Linked DNA regions of Homo sapiens: region 2 is linked to region 1. A link is an interaction called in ENCODE POLR2A ChIA-PET data of the cell type or tissue named here. Cell type or tissue: Panc1. All regions are shown on one strand. Each heading gives the region's core, and the rest is flanking DNA. Links, peaks and the distances in the headings are about the cores only.

Region 1 (2,903 bases), core at 192-2,691:
ACCCAAAGCCAGAACATTTTCTCCAGCAACATCTGTATCTGAGGAAGGGGGCGTGCTCCTGGTGTGTCCTTGGCTTCCCACAGGAGTCACTTTAGACCAGAGTTTAGATCCCAGATTCCCTGGACCTGACCTCCTTGTATCCGGTCTCAGCTCCTCACGGGTCCTGGGAATGTATGTTGTGAACAAGCCCTCCTGGTGATTTTTATCCACCCTGGGAGGCTGAGATCCTGGCCTACCCTCGCCCCCAGACTACTAGTCTACTACTACTACCAACCAGTCCTACTAGCCTACTACTACTAGTAGTCCTACTGATGTATTGCTCAGAAGAACTTATACTTGCTGTGTGAGTTCTTCTCAGCAATAAGAAAACCACAACCAGACCAGGCATGGTGGCTCACACCTGTAATCCCAGCACTTTGGGAGGCCGACGTGGGTAGATCACCTGAGGTCAGGAGTTAGAGACCAGCCTGGCCAACACAGAGAAACCCCATCTCTACTAAAAATACGAAAATTAGCTGGACATGGTGGCGCATGCCTGTAATCCCAGCTACTTGGGAGGCTGAGGTAGGAGAATTGCTGGAACCCAGGAGGCAGAGGTTGCTGAGATCACACCACTGCACTCCAGCCTGGGTGACAGAGTGAGACCCTGCCTTAAAAAAAAAAAGAAAAAGAAAACCACAACCAATACATGTTTATTTCCAGACCTAGTATTTAATACTCTCTTCACTTGAATTATTTCATTTTATCCTCACAAAAACCTCTAGAGGGAGGGACTCATTTTATCTCCATTTTCCATGAGGAAACAAGCTCAGAGATGTGAAGGAACTTACCCAAGGCCACACAGCAAACGTGGCACAGCAGCTCTCCGCCCCGTGACCTTGCCCTCCTCATGCTGGGCAAAGGCCCCACCGAGGTTCTGTAGGTCCTGTCAACGGTGAGGACCAGCAGAGAGGGAGAGCTGGGGGTTGGGGGGGGGCACTGAGGCCTGTGGTTTTATTCATGACCCCCCACCCCACCCCACCAATACCCCTCTGCTCCATAAAACCACAGGAGCTCAAAAGCCCTGAGGATTCAGCTGGTCAAAAGCCACATTTAACAGAAGGGGAAAATGAGGCACCAAGCGGTAGGGGCAAGTCAGGGCATGGACCACGGAGCTGGCAGAGCAAGTTGGGGAAGTCCCAGAGGTACCCTCCTAGGCAGCGCCCGCCCCCTCCCCACTCGGGTCCATCAAGCCCTCCAAGACGATGCCAGGGAAAGCAGCATTCTGATAACTTCCCAAAACCCCCCAGAACGACCCCAGCACATGGGGCTCAGGGTGGTGGCCAGAGGTGTCCATCCAGCTCAGGCCCCAGGCCCGCAGATGAGCTCAGCGCTCCAGCTGCAGCGTGGGGAGAGGAGGGAGGGAAGGGCAAGAGGGATGCTGATTGGCTAATTCAAACCCCAACAGAAACGGCCCCTCCTCTCCGCCCAGACTCCGGAGAGCCACACACCCGCTCCCCACACCCGCCTCCCCGCCGCCGCCGCCGCTGCTCTAGCTCCACCCACGGAGGCGCCGCAGCCGGCAGCTAGCTCCAGGTCCCAGCCTCTCCTCCGCCTCTTCCTCATCTTTCTGAAGTCTGACATTTTTTTGTGTCCCTCCCAGAAATCCTCCACTATATGCCCAAACGCAGATTCCTCTGAGCTTCTCCAGCTATTCCCTCCCCCTCCCCATCTCCTCCCTACTGCCTTCCCCCACCACCCCCCACCCCTCCCAACCCAGTGATTGGAATCTGAATATGCCCGGGAGCTGCCCTGTCAAGTAGAGGTACGCTTTGAACTTGGAAACTAACTCATTCTTTTTTTTCTTTTAGAGAGAGACCTTGTCGCTCTGTCGCCCAGGCTGGAGTGCAGTGCTGCAATCATAGCTCACTGAAACCTTTAACTCCTGGACTCAAGCAATCCTCTGGCCTTGGCCTCCCATATAGCTGGGACTATAGGCACTTGCCACCACGCCCAGCTAATTTTTTTTTTTTTTTTTTTTTTTTTTGAGACAGAGTTTCACTCTGTCACCCAGGCTGGACTGCAATGGTGTGAGCTCACTGCAACCTCGGCCTCCCAGGTTCAAGCGATTCATCTGCCTCAGCCTCCTGAGTAGCTGGGAGTACAGGCGTGTACCACCACACCCGGCTCATTTTGTATTTTTAGTAGAGCCGGGGTTTCACCATGTTGGCCAGGCTGGTCTCGAACTCCTGACCTCAGGTGATCCATCCGCCTCGGCCTGCCAAAGTGCTAGGATTACAGGTGTGAGCCACCACCCCCAGCCTCTGCTAATTTTTTTTATTTTTTTGTAGAGATAGGGTCTTGCTATGTTGCCCAGCCTGATTTCCAACTATTGGCCTCTAGCGATCCTCCCACTTCAGCCTCCCAAAGCGCTGGGATTCTGGGATTACAGGCATGAGCCTCCACCTCTGGCGGAGACACAACCATTGGTTGCCTCATGTGTAGGACAGCACTACAATCCCATTGTGCACCAACAAGACCACAGGGGGCGCCAGCAGCTTCCTGGAACAGGCACTCCTGTTTACCTCCCCTGGTTCTGCTGGCCTTTGAAACCATGGCTCTCCCTGGTCCCTTAACAAAGGTTTTTCTTTTATATTCCACTGGAAAGGCTATAGGGCTTGAGTTTGCCAGTGTCTTCCAACAGAAGGGACTTCTCCCCAGGTAAGTGTGTGGCTGACTCGCATCCTGCCGCTCCCCTGGGTCCTCACAGGAGCCATCTTCTGCCACCTTCCTCTTTCCCCCTTCCTGGCTCAGGCCCACTTCTCCCTTGGGCCTTCACTCAGAAGTCACCCCTGCAGGAAGCCTCCCTAGGGCCCCATCCCAGCTCCTCGTGTCACCAGATCACACTGGGCTGAGTTCTGAGG
Region 2 (2,903 bases), core at 206-2,705, 85 kb before region 1:
TTTTCTCTTGTTCCTTGTATCGTCAGCAAACTGAGCATCATGAGAGAGAACCCATGTGTTTTTGCTCTTTGCTCCCTCCTCCAATCCTAGAACTGTGTGTGGCATATGGCGGGTACTCGGTAAATATATAAAGGAATAAAGAACAAATGTAGGTCCAAGCAAGGAGATGTCATTTCTCATTAACTGGCACTTGCGCCAAGGTTTAAGACTTAAGATTATGACTGGGTGTTTAACTGAAATGGGATTTGTCCCTTTAGTGGGATCAGAGAATAAGAAACATTTTATTTTGGCTGAGCACAGTGGCTCACACTTGTAATCTCAGCATTTTGGGAGGCTGAGGTGGGTGTATATCTTGAGTCCAGTTTGAGACCAGCCTGGGCAACATGGAGAAACCGCATTCCTACGAAAGTACAGAAGTTAGGCCAGGCACGGTGGCTCACGCCTGTAATCCCAGCACTTTGGGAGGCTAAGTTGGGTGGATCACCTAAGGTCAGGAGTTCAAGACCAGCCTGGCCAACATGGTGAAACCCCATCTCTACTAAAAATACAAAAATTAGCCAGGTGTGGTGGTGCATGTGTGGAATCCCAGCTACTCGCAAGGCTGAGGCAGAAGAATCACTTAAATCCGGGAGGCAGAGGTTGCAGTGAGCCAAAATGGCACCACTGCACTCCAGCCTGGGCAACAGAGGGAGACTCTGTCTCAAACAAAACAAAACAAAAATTAGTCAGATGTGGTGGTGCACACCTGTAGTCCCAGCTGTTTGGGAGGCTGAGGTGGAAGAATTGCTTGAGCTCAGGAGGTTGAGGGTCCAGTGAGCCATGAGCATGCCATGGCACTACTGCCTGGATTTATTTATTTATTTAGCTTGTTTTTGAGCCAGGGTCTTGCTGTTGTCTAGGCTGGAGTGCATAGGCACAATCATAGCTCGCTGCAGCCTTGAACTCCTGAGCTCAAGGGATCTTCCCGCCTCAGCCTCCTGAGTAGCTGGGACTACAGGCATGAGGACTACAGGCACACACCATCAAATTTTAAAAAATTTTTAAATTTTTTGTAGGGACAGGGGTCTCACCATCTTGCCTAGGCTGATCTTGAACTCCTAGCCCCAAGTGATCTTTCCACTTCAGCCTCCCAAAATGCTGGATTACAGGTGTGAGCCACCATGCCTGGCCAGAATAAGAAACGTAAGTAATAAATTAGATGGTGGGTTTTTTTGTGTGTGTGTGGCTTTTTTTTTTTTTTTTTTTTTAATTTTGAGATAGGGTCTCACTCTGTTGCTCAGGCTGGAATGTAGTTCTGTGATCATGTCTTGCTGCAGCCTTGGCCTTCCGGGCTCAATTGATCCTCTCACTTCAGCCTCCCAAGTAGCTGGAAATACAGGTATGCACCACCACTCTCAGCTAATTTTTGTATTTTTTGTAGACAGAGTTTTGGCATGCTGCCCATGGCTGGCCTCAAACTTCTGGGCTCAAGCGACCACTCACCTCAGCCTCCTGAAGTGCCTGGCCTAGTTGGTGTTCTACTGATAATTAATGCAGAGGTATATCTCAACACTACTGTTCACTTCAGCATCTTGGCAAAGAATCCTATTTTCTGTTAAACCCTCCTAGTTTTTTTGGTTTTTTTTTTTTGAGATGGAGTCTCGCCTTTTCGCCCGGGAAAAAGCACTGCCCAGGAGTGCAGTGGCACTATCTCAGCTCACCACAAGCTCTGCCTCCCGGGTTCAAGTGATTCTCCTGCCTAAGGCTCCCAAATAGCTGGGATTACAGGTGTGTGCCACCATACCCGGCTATTTTTTTATAGATATGGGTTACCATGTTGGCGAGGGTGGTCTCGAACTCCTGACCTCAAGTGATTCACCTACCTCGGCCTCCCAAAGTGCTGGGATTACAGGTGTGAGCCACCATGCCCAGCCCTCCCTCTTTTTTTTTTTTGAGACAGTCTCACTCTGTCGCCCAGGCTGGAGTACAAGGGCACGATCTCGGCTCACTGCAACCTCCGCCTCCCGGGTTCAAGCAATTCTCCTGCCTCACCCTCCTATCTGGAACTACAAGTGCACACCGCCACGCCCGGCTAATTTTTTGTATTTTTAGTAGAGACAGGGTTTCACCATGTTTCCCAAGCTGGTCGTGAACTCCTGAGCTCAGGCAATCTGCCCGCCTTGGCCTCCCAAAGTGCTGGGATTATAGGTGTGAGCCACCGCACCCGGCACTCCCTTTTTGTTTATACACTCAAAACATAGATGAAGACAAGGGAAAGCTTTTAATTATGTGCAATTTTATAATACAGATTATAAACAAATAGAACAATGAATAGTAGTACTTACTCCTTTCTTGTCATGAATCCAGGATTTAGGTCAACTCAATATGAAAAACTGAAGCACACTACAGACAACAGGACATAGAGAATGAGTGGTATTTCCTTCAAATTGAACATCTTGTGAAGTGACATATGTATCCCAATGATGCAAATAATGCTCAAAACTTTTTTTTTCATTTTTTTACAATTTTTAATTTTTTTTAAGACAGTGTCTCACTCTGTCGCTCAGGCTGGAGTGCAGTGGCGCAATTAGAACTCACTGCAGCCTCAACCTCCTGGGCTCAAACAATCCTCCCACCTCAGCCTTCTGAGTAGCTAGCACTACAGGCACACGCCACCACACCCAGCTAACTTTTTGTATTTTTTGTAGACAGGGTTTCACCTTATTTCTCAGGCTGGTCTTCAACTTCTGGGCTCAAGCAATCCACCCGCCTCAGTCACCCAAAATGCTAGGATTACAGGCGTGAGCCATTGCGCCCAGCCTCAAAACTCTTCTACCTAAAATCACCTTCAGAGCCATGCTAGAAAATTAGTATCATTCCTTTACAATCGGAATCCAACTTGGCCACTAAAATGTTTCCTTAGA

Evidence for each region. Peaks named below come from ENCODE experiments on the same cell type or tissue, not always from the same donor. Only the 100,000 strongest peaks of a DNase experiment are listed, where the experiment ranks them.
Region 2: POLR2A ChIA-PET joins it to region 1 with 11 read pairs; 12 of 35 experiments call an interaction of 5 or more read pairs at or near these places.

Annotation. Positions count from the first base shown.
Region 1 is chr20:36,834,342-36,837,244 of GRCh38, forward strand. The region is part of intron 2 of MTCL2 (microtubule crosslinking factor 2); the gene reads right to left. Among named protein-coding and RNA genes, the nearest start is that of MTCL2, 28 kb to the right of the region's middle. RefSeq lists an enhancer at 1,072-1,131 and a silencer at 1,362-1,651. In Panc1, for the core only: a CTCF peak has its summit at 2,532; DNase peaks (open chromatin) are centred at 1,430 and 2,540; H3K4me3 peaks cover 1,013 bases; H3K27ac peaks cover 1,669 bases.
Region 2 is chr20:36,749,554-36,752,456 of GRCh38, forward strand. DSN1 (DSN1 component of MIS12 kinetochore complex) reads right to left here. Exons shown (of 11, transcript NM_001145315.2): 11 at 2,242-2,903. Among named protein-coding and RNA genes, the nearest start is that of NDRG3, 4.9 kb to the left of the region's middle. In Panc1, for the core only: no CTCF peak of the experiment used is centred there; no DNase peak of the experiment used is centred there.